Regions from separate parts of the Homo sapiens genome. Here region 2 is linked to region 1. A link is an interaction called in ENCODE POLR2A ChIA-PET data of the cell type or tissue named here. Cell type or tissue: OCI-LY7. All regions are shown on one strand. Each heading gives the region's core, and the rest is flanking DNA. Links, peaks and the distances in the headings are about the cores only. Region 1 overlaps STIM2 (stromal interaction molecule 2). Region 2 has its middle 35 kb from the start of STIM2-AS1.

Region 1 (8,000 bases), core at 1-8,000:
ATATAACATATATAAACACATTCAAACTATTGTACTAATGTTACATGTTTTTAAAATACCCGCAAAAATACGGCTGGGTGCATTGGCTCACGCCTGTAATCCCAGCACTTTGGGAGGCTGAGGGGAGAGGATCACTTGAATTCAGGCATTTGAGACCACCCTGGCCAACTTGCTGAAACCTCGTCTCTACTAAAAATACAAAAATTAGCCGGGCGTGGTGGCACGCGCCTGTAATCCCAGCTACTTGGGAGGCTGAGGCAGAAGAATCACTTGAACCCAGGAGGCGGAGTTTGCAGTGAGCCGAGATCGTGCCCCTGCCCTCTGGCCTGGGCAAAAGAGCGAGACTATCTCAAAAAAAGAAAAAAAAATACCCACAAAAATATAGATTAAAAAAATGAGATAAAATTAAATGTAAATGTAAATTCTAATATTTTCTCAAAATTTCAAGTGGATTAGATTATACATCCTTTTTGGGTGTCGGCAACCCAAATTTGGAGACCACTGTGCTAATGAATTGTAAAGCAATGTCATATTATAAGTCACACAGATTTCATTCCATTTTCATAAGAACAGACAATTGTGAGAATTTCTCAAGAAAGCAAGTTCTAGAGACACTTGCTAATGTTAATATTTGTTCTTCTCTAATTTTCATGGCCACTGTTTGCAGGTTTCTTCATCATATAGCACATTAGTTGCTGACCTTTTAATGATGTCCACTGTGCATTTTATGATTAAAATTAGTTCTGATACTTGTGATACCTGTAAGAAGTGGTAATATAAGAATAGAACAAGGCTAGGCGCGGTGGCTCATGCCTGCAGTCCCAGCACTTCGGGAGGCCGAGGTGGGTGAATCTCCTGAGGTCAGGAGTTTGAGACCAGCCTGACCAACATGGAGAAACCCTGTCTCTACACAAAATACAAAATTAGATGGGCATATTGGCACATGCCTGCAATCCCAGCTACTCAGGAGGCTGAGGCAGGAGAATCACTTGAACCCGGGAGGTGGAGGTTGTAGTGAGCCGAGATCGCGCCATTGAACTACAGCCTGGGCAATAAGAGCGAAACTCCATCTCAAAAAAAAAAAAAAAAAAAAAAAGAACAAAGTTCACTTATTTATACTAGTTTAGGGAAAAAAAGCAGAGAATGAGTGAGGCAGAAAGTGTAGATATCATTTTGATAAGGGAAGACATGATTAAACTTTTTAAAATATCTTTTCCTATAAATTTGCCACTATGTCTTTATATTTTAGCTGCAAATTCTATTTTAAAATTTAATTTATATCTGGATTGTGGATGTCTGTTGATCTGAAGAGACCCAGGAAGTAATGATTTTGGACGCCATTGATTAGGAATCTGGAAGAAAGATTCTTATGTAGGTGGAAGTCATCTTATAGGGTATGTGTAAGGTATTTTGGTCTTCAGCAACTCACCAAAGCGTGCTGAGCATTACATACTTGTTTGTCATTTTGGTTACCTCTTCTTTGTTTACGTATATGTAACTATAGTTTAAATTATTCAAAATGAGATAGGCACTCTATACATCTTTTAGAAGCAAGATATTAAATAGAAAAAGGTTAGGGCCACCCTAATACTTCTCATTTAGCTTACAGAGTGAGAAAGGAGGGAAAGAAGTAGATGAAAATGGAGTTGGTGTAGTTCCAAGAAATTGCTCTAAGGAGTAAATAAATTGATGCTCCCTTGACAAGCAGTATTAACTTAACATGAAAACTTGTTAGAAATGCAAATTCTTGAGCCCCACCCCAACCCTACTGAATCAGCAGCTTGGGGATGGGACCTAGCAATCCGTTTTAACAAATCCTCTGGGTGATTCTGATGAAGTTTGAGAACCACTAGACTTTCAGGACTCTGATAGTAGCCAGAAGCTCTTTATCTTGACCTTTTATGAGTAGACAGTATAGTTACAAATCTTACTTTTTTTATGATTAGGTCTTTGAAAATATGGTTCATGACTTACTCTTTGTACCTTGATAAATCTTAAAGTTTTGCATTATATTTTTACAGTTCTTTTAATCTCAGGCACAATATTTATAAATATAAATACTACTGTGATGCTCTTGCAAGATACCTTGTTTTCTGCTCCTGTATTTTGTGACTTTACTTTTGCCAAGTTCAACCTTAAAAATTTCTTTGTATGTTTTATAGGAAGTCATTGACATTCAGTTACTATAAAGCAGGGTTGTATTTGTCTTTTTTATGTGGGGGAGGATCTTTTGGTTTTTAAAGTAAGATGGTTCTGTAACCTAGATGGTTAAGAATCATTGTGCAAGTTATTGAGACAGATTTTAAGAAAACATCTGATGATTTTATATTAGAATATTTCTTACTTAAATTGTGAAACTTCTACCTGGTCCCAGCATTTATTTAGTTTAGTACTTATGTCCTTATGTCCTGACAATTATAGTAACCTATTTACTGGAGTTTCTTCTCTGTCTCTTGCTTTTCCAGTTCATTTACCAACTGCTGTTGAGTTATCTTTTTGTTTATGACATTTGATAAGAGCTGATCCTCCCAGAGCATTTGTGGTCATGTATCTGCTTGTCCCTCAAAGCAACCACAATAGAAAACAGCTTTCTCTTATTCTACTGTTTCTTATCATCCAGACTATCTAATCTCTATGCTTGAGTTCTGATTTATTATTGGGGGTTCCCTCTTGCTGAGGCTGTCTTAGTCATAGGCCATTTGAGAAACACCATTGGTTGTATATAGTTCAGTTATATACAGATTAAATAGGATTTTGTGAACTAGGAAGTTAAACACCATAACATAGTTTCTGTGGAAAGATATGCTTCACTTAGTGGATACATACTCTTAAATGCAACCTACTTATAAACTGAGAATAACTGACTGTAGTATGAGATCTGTGTATGAAGAACCAAAAACTTCTGAAATCATTTCATAGTATGGAGCATCGAAACATTCAACCCAGTGCCTTTTGCCTTTTTTGTTTGAGACAGCATGTCGCTCTGTCACCCAGGCTGGAGTTCAGTGGCGTGAACATGACTCACCACAGCCTTGACCTCCTGGACTCCAGGCATCCTCCCACCTCAGCCTTCCAAGTAGCTGGGATACAGTCATGAGCCACCATGCCTGGCTAATTTTTATATTTTTTGTAGAGATGGGGTTCCAGCGTGTTGCCAGGCTGGTCTGGAACTTCTGGGCTCAAGCGATTTACCTGCCTCAACCTCTCAAAGTGTTAGAATTACAGGCATGAGCCACTGTGCCTGGTGCCTTTTGCTTTTTTCTGGGAGTTGCCACAACCCCTGCTTCAACTAATGACTGTTTTAGCCCCTTTCCCAAATTATTTTTGCTTTCATTAGTCAGACCATATGGTAATTATGTATTTTTTATTAAAAATTATTTCTAATTTCTGTTTCATTAATTTTTAGTTTACTGCAACAAGAATTTCCTATTAAACATTGTTACAGACCGGAAGGGGGCAGAGCAGTGGGAGTAGGGTTGTGAATTAGGACAGGACAGTGTGTCTGCACTTCCCTTTTTCAGTTCCAGCCTGATGGTACTGCCAGTGCTGCCATCTCCCCACTCCTTCCCTCAGCCTTTTCAGCATCACAGCACAGCATTGCATTGATCTAATATACTTTTTTGCGAGTTTAGGACACTTCACATAGTATCTCACCTTAAAGATGTTTTGATGAGTACAGACCTGTTTATTCCCATTTCACAAATGAATTGAATTGTGCCTTTACTGTAACATTAACATTATTAGCCTTGTATTATTATTATTATAGATAGGATGGCCATATAATTTATTATCCCAACTGGCATTTTTTCTGAGTGAAAGAGAGTGTTATTAATAATTACATCCAGACAAAGGGTGTAAACGAGGACTGTCCTAAGCAAATGGGCCATATAATCACCTTCGCCATATGGCTTATCAGCCTGCTTCAGTTGTACTTACCTTTATCTTTGTCTTGCTCCCTCACTAAGTTGTTATTAAATTGATCTAAGTTTTGTGCCAAGATTTCTGCTACTGCTAAACACTGGCTCTACCTCAGTTTGGTTTATCAGTCTGAGTCTTTTTGTATTGTATAGCTTGTTTTCTACTAACATGACGGAAACACTCAGCAACTTTCCATTCCTTTTTCTTTTTTGCAGATAAGTGATTTTTTGTCTTTTTTTCCTCTGGAAATAAATTTAAATAGCTTAATAATTTAAATAGCTTAAATTTAAATAGCTTTTAAAATTTTTAAATAAATTTTAAAAGAAAAATAGCTTTTTCTTATATTAAAATAATGTTGACTCTTTCATTGACTTTTAGAATTTTTTTTTCAGTAGCACATTTCTTGGTTTTCCCAAATTTTCTTTTTTTTTTTAAAACAAAAAAATGTCCCCAGCTTTATTGAGGTATATTTAACAAATAAAGATTGTGTATATGTAAGGTATATGATATGGTGATTTGATATCTTTATACATTGTGAAATGATTATTATCGCAGTCTTATCACCTCACATGTCAAAGGGTACAAACTTTCAGTTATAAGATGAAAAACTCTGGGGATCTAATGTGTAGCTAGTTACTATAGTTAATAATACTGTATCATATATTTGAACTTTGCTAGGAGAGTAGATCTTTTGTGTTTTTACCACAAAAACAAAGGTAACCAAGTTTTCATAACTGAAGAATTTTATATAATAGTCTTAAGTTTTCCTATGAACCTATCCAGCATTTAGCCTGCAGGAAGTTCTCCAAGCACTGACTGCTGCAGTCACTGATCACATAGTCTCAGGAGAGAGTTCTGCTCTAGAAAGCTGTTTGGATTGTCGTAAGGTAAAGTGCTAAGCTATATCAGGGAGGTGTAAGGTAAATAGTTCTTATCCTCAGATAACCTCACATTTAATGCTGTCTCACGTTATCTTCAGCAGTACTTTTTTGAGATGGACAGAAGTGTTCTCTCTTATAGATAAGGAGACAGAGGCTTAAGAGAGATTAAGTTATTTAAGTTACATAGTGTGTGTAAGGAGCACTAGGATTAGAGTCCAACTGTTCCAACTACTGTTCATTCTTCATAACATGTTTAGGCATAATTTCCAGTTTGTTTTTTTTTAAATTTTAAAATTTTTAACTTGTATTCAGTTTTGAGCCGTGGAAGCTGAAAGAGGCTCTCTGCATACATTCTTGAACTGGGTTTCTGTTAATATTGGATGGTCTGTTAATGTTAATATTGGAAACTTCTGGGTATTTAGTTCATTTACTAGGACCTCATACCCTGCTTGTTCCCTGTATTTTGGTTTGAATCTTACCATACTGAGTAAATTAGCACTCTAGGGGCTTGCTTTAGTACTTTTTCCCTGTCCTGCCCCTACATCTTGGCATGTGCTTCCTATCATCTAAACTCGTGAGAACTATTCCTATTTGACACGGTCCATCTTAAGGACTCTACCAAGAGTTATCTTGAGTCTTATCTTGAGCTTGGCTGGAGGATTCACCTTGCCTCTTTCCCCTGCTTACTAAATCTGTATTAGACTTTCTATCTTGGCCTTTCTGGGTCTGGCCTGATATTGTTCTTGACTTAGCATTGGTACTACCAAATATTGATGACATGCTTTGTACCACCCCACTGGCCTTTTAATAATCTTACTGGATCTAAAGGGCTGAATCGGATAAAGATAACTTTTTAAAATTAAAGAATATTTTGCCGGGATCCTGAAAATGTTACAAACAATTGATAATGAATATTTAAGAGCCTTTTACTTTAATTGTCAGTCCTTGCTAACTGACCTTTATTATTTTTTAATATCATACAAGTACCTGAAATGTCTTTTAAGTGTTAATTGGGGATGTTTGAAAATTTTTATGCGTGGTTTTTGTTTTGTTCTCATTTTCCCTTTGTTTTCTTTTCTTTGGCCTCCTGAAGGGCTTGGCAAACAGGTCTAAGGGCATTGTTGACCACTTGGTTAAAAACAAAACACATGTAAGATTTTGAAGTTCTCGTTTATATATTTAGCACTGTACTAAATATGGGGCAGATTGAAAAACTGAATATAGGCCCCATGAGTTAACTGTCTAGTAGGGCATATAATGTCATGTATGTATATACCACAAGGCATGTTACGGCAAACGATGTCCTAGTAATACACATGAATCGTGGCATGCTCTTGTGATGCACATCTGTTAGGGGAGCATCAAACAAAGCTCTGCGTAGAGTCGTTAAGACGAACTTTGTGAAATGGGAATAGTTTTCATGGGTTTAGATGATAGGAAGCACATGCCGTGATGTAGGTGCAGAACAGGGAAGTACTAAAGCAAGCCCCTTGAGTGCTGGTTTACTCAGTAGCAAATCATGCGGTCTGACTGGAGTCTTAATGTTGTTGAGGATAGGATTGAAAAGAACCTGCTTGGTTTTCCTTCTTCCTGCTCTTGCCTTTCCTCCACCATAAGTGTGTATGTTTTCGGTAAGATTTTTATCTTTGGGCCTCTTTCTTTCACTTCCTAGGACATTTTATTCAGGCCCATGGTTTTAATGATCACTTCTGCAAATATTCAGTTCTTTCTTCTGTCCACAATTTCATTCTCATGTTTGGCCTGTGCAGATCTCCAACTCAGTGTCCTAAGTGCTAATGAAATACATTGCTTTCTGTCTGTGCTTTTCTTTTTAGAAAGTCTCATGCTGGACCCATCACTGCCTTCCTTAAAAACACTGATTCTTATTTCTCTTTAAATGTGGTGTTGTTTTTATTAGTGGTATCACTGTTTTACCTACAACGGAGGCTTAGTGCTCCAGCCTTATCTTTGTTTGCTGCTTTGTCTGCCTCTCTGAGTTGAGTTTTATTATTATTATTTGATTTCTAACTAGTCTTGCCATTGCTTATCTTTTCCTTTTTGTAAATCCATTTTGACAATTATTACTTAGTTTAAACATTTTAGAACATAATATTTTGCTATTCTCTCCCCTACTCAAAAATTTATATTAGAGCCCCATAGTCCAGTGGTCTCAAATTTTAGTATGCATTAAAATTGCCAGGAAGACTTGTTAAAACACAGATGGCTGGGCCCACCCTCAGAGTTTGTGATTCTGTAGGTCTGGGATGAGACCCAAGAATTTGCATTTCTAATAGATTCCCAGGCAGTGCTGATACTGCTGGTCCAGGGACCATGCTCTGAGAACTGCTGCCATAGTCTTCCAAATATGGTTTGGGCTTCTTAGTTTGACATTCATGATCTTTTACAGTCTGGTCATATTCTGCCTTTGTAGCCATGATCACTTACTGTGAAGCTTCTTTGTGTGCTCTTTACTTTAACCAAAGTGACCTACTGACAGACAGCTTTTTGTACACATCCTGTATTCTCATGAGTATACAGGCATTTCCCTTAGGATTTCGTTCAGTCTCTTGTTTCATCTTGCTTGTCAAACCATCTTTTAAGATTAATTTAAAGATTTAGTTCAAGTGGAATCTTTTCTCTGTTTCTTGTTTTTTGTATTTTCTTCTATCATCCTTCTTCCAAGCCAAAGTAATCTCTTGCATTGCACTATTCCTTTATGGTATTTGTTGGTTTGTAGTTTAGCTTGACCCGTATTTCCATTTTCCATCCCTTATCCAGTTCACTCTTTGTGTTTTACCTGTCCAACATTAGTTACAGAGCATATGTTTGGTGATGGGGGAAATGAAATTTTCTGTAGATTATAAGCAGAAGGCCTAATAAGCCAGTATTCCCTGAATATTGATAGAGGATTTTCATGTTCAAAGAAATGGGTTATAGTTATTACCCTGAATCTCACTGATGGCAGCGAGATTTAAATTCTTACTTTCTCCCCTTAAAAAAGGACATTTAAAAATTATACTATGTAGCAAATTAATGGGATCTCCTAATTATTGGCTTTCTTAAAGATCCTAAGAGATGAGCAGTACCTTTTAAAGGTAAGTATCTTTTTAATGAATAAAATTGTGCCTATATAACATAATGAATTCCTTCAAATTCTTAATGGCTTAAAGTTTTTTGAGTTATATTTTATATACAATTCAA
Region 2 (11,775 bases), core at 2,089-10,088, 110 kb before region 1:
TTGCTATTCCTCAAGCTACTCAAATATCTCATGACTCAGAGCCACCGTGCTTTCCCTTCCCTTGACCTGGAATGCTCGTCCCTCAGATATCAACATGACTTTCTTACTCACCAATTTCGGTCCTTTTCTCAAATAACCCCTTCTCAGTGAGGCCTTCCCATTCCTACTCTAAAATTGCAAACTTCAACATTTTTCTCTCTGCTTTGCTTTTTAATGGACAATAATTACATATAATTGTGGGGTACAATGTGATGCTTTGATCTATGTGTACATTGTAGAAAGATTCATTCAAGCTAATTGACATATCCGTTATCTTAGTAACTTACTTTTTGGAGGATGAGAACATTAAAAATCTATGCTTTTAGCAATTATGAAATATGTGATACATTGTTATTCACTATGGTTACCATGCAGTACAAGAGATCACTAAAACTTATTCTTGCAGTCTGAAACTTTGTACTGTTTGTTCAACATCTTTTCTTCCCCATCTCTTCCCTTCTCCACCTGCCCACCCCTATCCTCCAACCTGGACCCTAGCTTTTGGCATCTTTCTACTCTATTTTTATGAGATTGACTTTTCTAGAGTCCACATGTAAGTTGAGATCATACAGTATTAGCCTTTCTGTGCCTGACTTATTTCGACCAAGCATAACATCCTCCAGTTCCATCATGTTGTTGTGAATGGCAGAGTTTCCTTCTTTTTAAAGGCTGTATAGTATTCCATTGTACATAAATACCACATTTTAAAAATCTATTTATCCATTGATGGGCACTGAGGCTCTTGTGAATCATGCTGAAATGAATGTGGTAGTGCAGATATCTCTTTGACATACCAATTTCAATTCTTTTGGATATATGCACAGAAGTGGGATTGCTGGATCATATGCTAATTCTATATGTAGTTTTTTTGAGGAACCTCCATGCTGCTTTCCAAAATGGTGGTACTAATTTCCCTCTCTCTGTTTACTTTTCACCATAGCACCTACTCCATAAAATATATTATATGTTTAACTCATTTGGTGATCATCTTTACCCCCATTAGACTGTAAGCTTCATCAGTACAGGGATTTGTTTTCACAGCTGTCTTCTCAGTGCCCAGAACATCACCTGGAATACAGTGGGCATATAAAAATATCTGTTGACTGGCTACCAAATGAATGGTATTCACTCGACTCAGCTTTCTGTATCCCTCTGGCCCCTACACTGCATTTAGTGTAGGGATGCATGGGTGCCAATATGGCGCCTGGAAGAAAGGACGTTTGCAATCAAGCATGCACATGAAGAGCAGTTAGCAGTTCCAGACTGTATGAAAGCTTCTCGTGTCCTTGCCACACTTTCTTTTGAGGGTCTCACCCCACATCTTAGCAAAGATATTTAAATGCTCCTCCCTTCCCCATGAAACAGAATTTTGGCTGAGATTTTTTCAAAGGAGTATCATAGTTTTGTCTTTGAAATCATTTGGCAAGGAACAACTCATTGAATTTTCAGTTGGCTCTGATTCTCTGCAGTCATCATGCACACTTGAAGTAAAACAAAATCTACCATTAACATTGTTTTCAAATGTAATGAAATTTTTCTAAATAATTCAACAGTTGATCACATAAGTGTAATTCTGTGCTTTGTGGGCATTCATGTAAACAGGTATTTATTTTAACAGGTTTTGTAGTACTCCTTGTGTGTTTGAGGCAGTAATTATTTTCCTTTGGGATTTAGCCATGTTTCTGGGCTCTTGAAATCTCACAGGACCTAGATCTTGGACCTGGAAAATTAGGCAGATAAAATAGTCCTGCAAGAATGAGAGACTGGAGAAAGGTCTCCCTGCACTTGCCTGCGAATGCAGGTCCTGGCCCAGTGGTTCAATGGTGGGGCTGTCCTGTAACTGTGCCAGGGAGTCAGAAGCCATGGCGGGGCTCACCGTGGTCATGCTGGAAGTCCCTGTCCCTGTCTGCTCATCACACACAGGTCAGCAGGTACCCGTTCTTTATGTGTGGCAGACCTCTGGTGGCCAGGCGGACCACTTTTCTCCACGGCCCTTCTCTCTCCACTTCCACCTGCATGCTCTCCTGAGCCCTGGTGGCAGAAATGTTTTCCTTGACATTTTATGACACTTTGGCAGAATTCTGTTGACTCATCTAAGACAAGATGGGGAATTGTTCTGCAGCAGTCGCCACATGGGGAAACAGATCACTTAGTCACATCATCTGCCAAGCCCCGCTGTTGCCTGTGCAAAGCATTTCTAATCACGGAAACTTGAAAGCTGTCCCTCATTTGTGATGACATTAGCCATGGTGATTTTTTACCCCTGTCTTAAGCTGTCAGTCGCTGGGGTTTTCTTGTTACTCTCTCTGGCAGAGACACATTTATTTATCACACAAAAGCCTGGCTCTGAAGGGATTTGTGCAAACTTCCTTCTGGAGATGAAAAGAAAACATCTCCTTCCTGGCCTGTGCCATCTACTGAAAAGCTTTCCAAGCCAAATGTGAGTGACTGTCCTAGTGGACAGATGTCACCCAGAGCAGGCCTGAATCATTTTGTTTGTTTTTCTTGCTAACCCAACACGACTTTGAACCCACTTCATTAATAAGAGAGACAGGAGCACGAAACCCTTTTTACTTCCTGCTTTCTTCCCAGTGTGCTGACATTTCCAAGCCCCATATGTTTCCCTAAATAAAGTTCCATGGAAATATATATTTTTTTGAAAAATCCTGTTTTTGGGTTATTACAGCCCAAGAGGAAAAAAGGCTGCCAGTGGACTATGTAGGGCCCTTTACGTAATGCTATGATTGTTTCGACCCCTCTTGATAACAGCAGGCTCGTTTAAATGGTTAACGTTGAGATGCGGTTGAAGACCTGTAATAAATGTATACTTCTTCATTTAGGCAAGTACATTAGCTACAGTCAATCTGCAACAGCGGGGAAGCACTAAGCCACAAACAGGAAATAGTTTGAATAAATATTTCCCATTCTAAAATGAATGACTAGATAGAGTTTAAAACATGTCAGACTCTTGTAGAGACATGATAGACATTTGCTGGTTACCTCTCCAGCAGGGATCCAGTCCCACCCTTCCCCACCTTGATTTTCCTTGGGATCACTCTACCCTTCCACTCTCAATAGTGGTCCAGACCAGACTGACCCTGCCCAGGAGTAGACTGTACTTGACTCAAGCTGTATTAGTTTGTTTCCACGCTGCTAATAAAGACATACCCAAGACTGGGCAATTTACAAAGAAAGAGGTTTAATGGACTTACAGTTCCACGTGGCTGGGGAGGCCTCACAATCATGGCAGAAGGCAAGGAGGAGCAAGTCACATCTTACATGGATGGCAACAGGCAAACAGAGAGAGCTTGTGCAGGAAAACTCCCATTTTTAAAATCATCAGATCTCGTGAAACTTATTCACTATTGCAAGAACAGCGGGAAAGACCTGCCCCCATGATTCAATTACCTCCCACCGGGTCCCTCCCACAACACGTGGGCATTCAAGCTGAGATTTGGGTGGGGATGCAGCCAAAACATATCTCAAACCCATCCATGTACCTATTCCTCAGGCCACATTGATTGGTCAGGGATGGGTTTGTGATACAATTTGGGTTAATGAGAGAGGTGACAATAACAGTGTTTCTGTGGAAGATACACAGAAGAGATTCTCTGTTCCCAGACCACACCTAGAGTGAAGTGAAGATGTGGGGTGTGGAATTGCCAGAGCAATTTGCTACCATGGGGAGAGAGCCCAGAGTTGCGGGGGCCTTTGTGTGGAATCTGGAGATGGGTCTGTCACCAGTGGAGAGATGATAAGAGCCATATCCTGGGTGGCTTTGACCCACTAGAAGCCAGTCTTGCCTCTGGACTTCTCAGCTAGGTGAGCCAATAAATTATCTTTGCTGCTTAAGCTTGTTCTAGGTTTTCTGTCACTTGCAACCACAAGAGTCCTAAGTGATTTAAGGTTGCTAACACTCTTTCTAGCCAGACCTTAGGCAGCATCTAAAGAAACTGAAAGCTTGTCGTCAGTGTATTTTTGTTTCTTTGTTATGGTTTTTACCTCTGCAGGATTCCTCCCCTCTTCCTTCTTTATACAGAACCCCACTGACTCTTAGTGAGCCACCCGGGCTGACTGCCTGACCGCTGGCTCCAGTGATGGGCACATGGCCCAGGCATAACTAATAGGGCATTCCATTCACAGGGCTATTTGATTGGATCAGGGATGGGTGCATGATCCCAAGATGGCCAGTATAAATAAGATCCAGGAATTTATTTTAACTCTTACTTAAAAGACAATTGGCTGGATTTGCTGAGGGAAGATTTAAACATCTTTGTGGACATGTTTGCCACCACATGGGGAGAGCATTCCTGAACATGCAGCAATAGAGAACAAAGACGAGAGATAAAGAGATGATAAGAGAAGGACCAAGTTCTAGCAACAGTGCGTGAGGCCTGAATCCAGCCATGCCGGAAGCATGTGAAGCAGTAACTTCGTTCTTATTAAGACAACTGCAGCTGGATTTTCTGTCATTTGCAGTTTCAAATGTTGACTAACACAGATATGAAGTATCTTTTCACAGTAATATATTTCTCTCTATCATAATATTCTTATTTTCTACTAGTATAAAACTAATGAATGCTCAATGCAGAAAATCCAGAAAACAAACAAACAAAAATAAATAAAGCAAAATTCACTTGTAGTCCTATGACTCTGAAATTATGACCGTCAGCTTCTGAGTGTATGTCCTCTGGGTCTTTTTCGTATGCATATTTATGAACTTCTACAACATAGTTTCCACATTATATTACTGCACTACAATTTAGTTAATTCCTTCTTTTTAACAGTGGGGTCATTTTCTTTCTTTCTTTCTTTTTTTTTTGCTATCATTTACTTCTTAGTATTATGAACATCTGTGTTGATACATCTTTGCACATATTTCTGGACATTCCTTAGAATAAATTCACATGGCCATATGCATAGTAAGTTCTTCATTAAACTTTTTCCAATTTTGTATTCCACATAACATTTAAGCAAACATGTTTATGCATTCCTTTGTATAGAATAAACTTCTAGAAGTACAATTGCTGGGTACAGAGCATGCCTGTTTAACGATATACATTGCCAAACTGCTCTGCAGAAGGTTATTTAAATTTATAACAAGGCAGCTCTTCCACACACACTGGATATTCCTGTCACCTCAATTACTAGACGAATGTTTTCTTTTTATGTTTGTTGGCTATCTATATTGATATTTTCTTGATTTGCCTCTTCATTTGCAATAATTTAGGATTTTTTTTTTTTTTGAGACAGAGTCTCACTCTGTCATCAGGCTAGATTGCAGTGGCACAGTCTTGGCTCACTACAACCTCCAGCTCCCTGGTTCAAGCGATTCTCCTGCCTCAGTTTCCCGAGTAGCTGGGACTACAGGTGCACACCACCACGCCCAGCTAATTTTTGTATCTTTAGTAGAGATGGGGTTTCACCAAGTTGGCCAGGATGGTCTCAATCTCTTGACCTCATGATCCGCCTGCCTTGGCCTCCCAAAGTGCTGGGATTACAGGCATGAGCCACCACGCCTGGCTGATTTAGGATTTTTAAACTTTTCTTTCAGGAGTAACTAGGTATATAAGGGCATGCCTCATTAGTCAGTAATTTTTATTTTTTCAATGACATTTTCTTTAATTTTTCAACATTAAGAAAAAAATCCAGGCCATAGTGAATGTAGTTTGGTTGGAAACACTCATTGTTCACTGTTTTGAAGATTTGCTGCCAATTTTCTCTATCAGTGACCTGCCACAAATTAGTTAAGTAGCATGATCTGAGAGGTGCTATTGTGTGGTTATACTAGTTAAGTAAAAGGGGTTTGGAGCCAGACTTTTGGGTGCAACTCCCAGCCCTACCACTTAGTTGTGTGACATCAGAAAAATTACTTAAAAATCTCTGTGCCTCATTTTTCTCAACTGTAAAACAGGGTTAATAGTATCTCCTTCATAGAATTGTTATAATATCAGTAGGATGAATAAGGCCATTGAAACAGGGCCTGGTCCAAGTTAAGCCTGCAATAAACATTAACTATTAGTAATGGCATATGAAAATAGCTAAGCTGGCCGGGCATGGTGGCTCACGCCTGTAATCCCAGCAGTTTGGGAGGCTTAGGCGGGCGAATCATTTGAGGTCAGGAGTTCAAGACCAACCTGGGCAACATGGCGAAACCCCATCTCTACTAAAAATACAAAAATTAGCCAGGCTTGGTGGCATGCACCTGTAATCCCAGCTACACAGGAGGCTGAGACAGGAGAATTGCTTGAACCCAGGAGGCAGAAGTTGCAGTGAGCTGAGATCGTGCCATTGCACTCCAGCCTTGGTGACAGAAAGAGACCTTGTCTCAAAAATAAAAAGTGAAAAAAAAATTCAAAGATCATATTTTTGTAATAAAAGAACAATTTAATTCCCACTGCACATAGGACTTCGCATTCTGCCTGCCCATTGTTTAACTCTAGTATCAGGGAATTCCTGCCCAGCTGCTGGATACATATTCAGTGACAGCAATAATCATGAATAGAAGGATATTTCAAACAGTTTAAAGTTGATTTATATTTGTGCCCTTACTGTCTGCTCATAGTAGGTGAACATTATTTAGAGGGGGGAAAAATAAGTGTCATTATTACTAAGTTTTAAATTCTAAACAAAGAGATCATTCTTATTAAGATATTAGAGCTGTTACAAACATAAAATGCTTCTCATCTCTCTCCAATATACCTTTCAAAATTCTCTCTTTGAAAATCATTGTTATAGATGATGTCCGCGTGTATTTTGTTAGATTGAGTTTAGATCAATATTCCACAACCCTAACAATGAATAGAGTCCAGTAAAGTTTGGCCTAATGGCATTTCAAGGTCTATAACTGTTGGCGAGCAGGAAAGACTACTGTTTTAACTTCATGAGGGTTACTGCCCCGGTGGCGGGTGGATGTTTATAATGGTTCCGGGTGTGGGTGGTGACGTAGATTCAGAGCATGGAGGAAAGTGAAGTGCTATTAGCAATAAAAGATAAACCCTTCCAGAAATAATAACTGTTATGAAACCGGAAAGAACCTCCCAGCCGTGCAGTTCAACCCCCTACTGAGATATGAGGCGAGGCAAGTCTCTCCCCTAAACTGGTTACATAATATTTTTTTCCTCAGGAGGTTTCACTACCTCTTTTATAAACTGTTAATGTGTTTATTGAATCGTATCATGGAGAAAGGAAACTAATGATTAACTTTTAACCATGATAGCTTGGCCTTGCCATGATACTTCTGGTGAACTGATGGAGACTGCTCTTCCATAGCCTTTCCTGGCTCCTTAACACAAATTCAATCACAGTAAGTGGCAAATGCTTATAAAGATGGAAAACACTTTATTTTCATCTTCACTTAATTAAAACAGCCAACTTTAAAGGTATTACTGTTTCAGGAATCTCTCTTCTTCATCACCAAATCTATCCTTTGGGTCAAAATCATCAGGCATTGGCAGGCACAGTGACTCACGCCTGCAATCCAATCATTTTGGGAGGCCAAGGGAGGCAGATCACTTGAGGCCAGGAGTTCAAGACCAGCCTGGCCAACATGGAGAAACCTCGTCTCTACTAAAATACAAAAATTAGTCAGGCATGGTGGCAGACGCCTGCAGTTCCAACTACGCAGGAGGCTGAGGCATGAGAATTGCTTGAATCTCGGAGGCAGAGGTTGCAGTGAGCCAAGATTGCACTACTGCACTCCAGCCTGGGCGAGAGAGCAAGACTGTCTCAAAACAAAACAAAACAAAATCAGGCTGGCACTCACCTACTCAGCCCTAACTTCAAGCAAATGTTTTTGAGGATGGAACCAATTTATTAGAGCTTTCTTTTTTTGTTTTTTGTTTTGTTTTTTTTTTTTTGATAGGGTCTTGCGATGACACTCAGGCTAGAATGCAGTGCCTATTTACAGGTGCAATAATGCACACTGCAGCCTCGAACTCCTGGGCTCAAGCAATCCTTCTGCCTCAGCTTCCTGGGTAGGTGTGAATACAGGCATGTGTGCCGCTGTGCCCAGCTATTTTATTAGGCTTTGAGATTAACGTAGGCCACCTGACAAATCCATATCTGAAAATACTTAAAATAGCTTTGAAATGGTTCCTCTAAGATCTCGTTTGGCAGATGCTTTGACAGCTATGGGGTTAAAGGGTAGATGGAAACTGTCCAGAACCGCCAGTCAGAACTCCCCAGCTCTGGCCCTGACTCTGGCTTTCCTTAGGCGTGTAGTCCCCAGGAGGCTTATGAAGTGCTCTGAGCCTTGATTTCCCCTTCTATTAAATGGGCTTGTCAGAGGACCAACAGGCTGTGAGTTTGAACACAAGGGATGCCCATTCTGATCACCACCCTTAGGTAGACTTAAAGTATGTCATTGAAGAACATGAATTTCAGCCTCTTAGGCTCCAGCTTCAACTGCCTTAGAAGGAGGCAACATGACCTGTGAACTCTAGCTTGGCCTAAAGGAGGCTCTTCTGGTAGCCTTGCTAGAACTCCGTTACTGGAGCAGAGCCAAAAAGAAAGTACTGAGACAACTTTGGCTGTTTCATAGAATGTTGGAGCTGGTAGTTTTGTGTTGAAAGGTTATCAAAAGGAGACCATTTTGTCATTTCCAAATCATCTTTGGACTAGCCTGTGCTTGAATGGTAAAATACTTGATGAAATGACATTTTTAAAACTTCTAAGACACTGCTCCCCAAATCTATGCACGTCCAAGTATAGTGCAGTAAAGTAAAGCGGTTGAGAGTGTGGGCTCGGGAGCACCCCCATCTTCAAATCCTGCTTTTGCCACTTATTAGCTGTGTGACCTTGAACAAATTACTTGACCACTCCGTGCATCAGTTTCTTCATTGGTAAATAGGGATAATAAAAGTACCTACCTTCTAAGACTGTAAGGAAACCCTGATAAATTAACAAATACAAAGGACTTAGCACAGTGCCTGGATGTTGTAAGTGCTGTGTTTAACGTTAGCCCTTACACTAGGGCTTGGTCATTGGTAGGCACTGAGTACATGTTAGATTTTACTGGACTGTTTTAGATGGTGGAGGCTGTGATGCAGGAGAATGGAAAGAACTCAGGAAGGGAGATTAGGACAAATCCATTTAGTTTATATTCCTTAGTCACTGTATTTACAACTTTTATCAAACCAATTATCTTTCTTAAGAGCTATGGACTTTGCTTGGGCATCCACAGATGCCCAGAACTCAAGATTGGAAGGAAACATGAAGCTCAAATAACAAGTAATTAGAAGGAGCTCACTTTGAAAAATATGTTTGCTTTCAAATGGAGCTTTAAATGAGCTCATGGGAAGTTTATTATAAAACGGTTGCCTGCACCAAATGCCTTAATGGGAAAAACCTTATCGCAGTTCAGTTGTTTAAATAATACACAGACCATGTCCCTCCTGAGTCTCTGTTCTCGCTGTGGGAGTCAAAGTTTCTTTGAATGTCCCAAAGTATTCCAAAGCAATCACAAAAACACATTTCAGATTTAGAAGGGAATTTAGAAATCTCTCATCGTAAGCCCTCTATAGCTGAAGAAACATCCCCAAAGGGCTAGAATGATTTGCCCAAGGCCACTTAGCAACTGGCTAAGCTCAAATCAACACCCACTTCTTTAACTCCTATTTCAGGGCCTTTTCCTCTAACTCATCTTCAGTCTTGGGTAGGTGTTAGGGAGGAAAGGAAGCTGCTGCATGAAGATGTGGAATTTTCCCATTTTTCCCCTCTCTCACACAGAAAAAGGGATAAATTGATCACATACCTACAGAAACAATTATAACTGAGCTGAGAAAGTGTCTAGGCTAAGCAATGAATCTGAATCACCAAGTCTTCAAAGTAAAAGTTTATTAGAGGCAGGTAAGGTTTGTTCATTTGTTTTTTACCTCATCAGGACTAAAACCTGTTGCTATGTTGAGTCCTGGCAGCTTTTTGTGATACATGTGGACAAAGAGCATGGCTGACCATCTAGCAGTGGGGTTTTGCATTCCCGGAATGACTTTAGTAAGCAACGTAAACTGATATAGGTGTCAGCCCAGTGTGCTCTGGTAAGACAGGGCTCTCCAGTGGGGAGGCATCTTACCTTCGGGGAATGGCAATGGCTTCTGCACCCCTTCCATGCCTATAAAAGAGTCCAGGAGCCATCAGGAGCTGGATTTGAGGGATTAGGGCCTTAGTGATTTGTCCATTCCATCGGGTTATGGTTTCCTGACCCACAGTGTCCATGGCCCATAAAAGTGTAAGAAGTTGAGCCTACCAGAGCCATACTCAACCTCACATTTGAATTTGGAGGAAGATTACATAACTGTTTACTCAACTTGACTGGCACTTGCAAATTACCCCCCCTTTTTGCCTTTGAATAAGTAATGCGTATATGCAAACAATAAACACCCTTGAATGACCAGGACTCTTGAGCACTGTGGGAGACTCTACTGGGTGGTTCCCAGCTCCCATCTTTAACTTAGCTGGGTTATCTTCATATTGCTTTAGTTCCTTTAAGTGTAGGTGACATCCCACCTCTGCAGACTTGATGTTCCTGCAAAACCAGTGTCATTGCACACTACTAGTGGGGAGATGGAACTGAAAGGGATCAAGACCTTGTAATTAGAAGTGGGGCGGGGCTGGGGTGCTAACAGAACTCTCAGAGTTACACAGTGTTTGCATATTTCTGGGATTTTTTTCCCGTCTGACCTCTGCAGTTATCTTCTGTTACTGGGTATCTCCTAACCACCAGATTGAAGCTTCTACAATTCAGAGGCTCTCAAAGTTTTGGTTTCTGCCTATGATTACAAAGAACCAGGGCCCAAACTGGCATCTTTGACCTGAAAACTCTTTAAGGCTTCGTGTTTTATAAAATAAAGTGATTGAGATGTGATTGTATGAATGCTGGAACTGTCCTAACACCTCCTGTGTTCCTGTCCTCAAACTGGTTAATGCCTGGAGTTCTGCCTATAGAGACTCATCCTTCAGTAAAGGAGTAATTTGCCTGGACTGAACACGCTAGCCTCAGACCTCTGCGAGCTCTTGAAACTATACACACAGTTTGAGTGAAGTGTATATGCCCATTTTTAGCCCTGAGGAGAGGATATTTAGATCTTTGCAGATACCCAAAAGGGTCTATAACTCACCAAAAGCTTAAGAGTGATTGCTTTTTCCAATAAATTGTTTTAAGTGATTTATTATTTAGGTTGCATGTGGACATACACGCAGACACAAATTTCATATATCACAAAGAGGGCCAACTGGAAACTTTGCCTAAGGTTTTCTCTAGGGAAAAAACCTCTATAATCTTATTTTTTTCCTATTTTAATTGAAAATAAAATCTGTATACTTATGAGGGAGATGATCACACTGCAGATGCTATGTCTCCATTTTCATCTTCAAAAATAAGGAGGCCTGGTGCAGGACTGATGGGAATTCTGAAACTGACTCTGAGAAATGCAATCTCTTAAAGCAGCGGTCATCAAACTTTTCTCAGAAGAGTTAGATAGTAAATATTTTAAGCTTTGCAGGACAGGTGATCTCTGCGGCAACTACACAACTCTGCTGTTACAGTAAAAAGAAACAAAAAAGGCAGCTGTAGACAATATGTAAACAGATGAGTGTGATGGGCTTTCAATAAAACCTCATTTGCAAAACCAGGTGGAAGGCCAGATGTGACCCATGGCAGCAGTTTGCTAATCCCTTTATTTTCCTTTTTCTTTCTTTCTTTTTCTTCTTTTTTTTTTTTCTTTTTTTTTTTTTGAG

The links. Peaks named below come from ENCODE experiments on the same cell type or tissue, not always from the same donor. Only the 100,000 strongest peaks of a DNase experiment are listed, where the experiment ranks them.
Region 2: POLR2A ChIA-PET joins it to region 1 with 6 read pairs; 3 of 35 experiments call an interaction of 5 or more read pairs at or near these places.

Annotation. Positions count from the first base shown.
Region 1 is chr4:26,933,841-26,941,840 of GRCh38, forward strand. The region is part of intron 2 of STIM2 (stromal interaction molecule 2); the gene reads left to right. Among named protein-coding and RNA genes, the nearest start is that of STIM2, 77 kb to the left of the region's middle. In OCI-LY7, for the core only: a CTCF peak has its summit at 3,467 (motif pointing right); a DNase peak (open chromatin) is centred at 3,501; H3K27ac peaks cover 1,368 bases.
Region 2 is chr4:26,819,833-26,831,607 of GRCh38, forward strand. It overlaps a transcript of TBC1D19 not described here. Among named protein-coding and RNA genes, the nearest start is that of STIM2-AS1, 35 kb to the right of the region's middle. In OCI-LY7, for the core only: no CTCF peak of the experiment used is centred there; DNase peaks (open chromatin) are centred at 2,909, 7,069, 7,669, 8,479 and 4 weaker places; H3K4me3 peaks cover 4,305 bases; H3K27ac peaks cover 5,155 bases.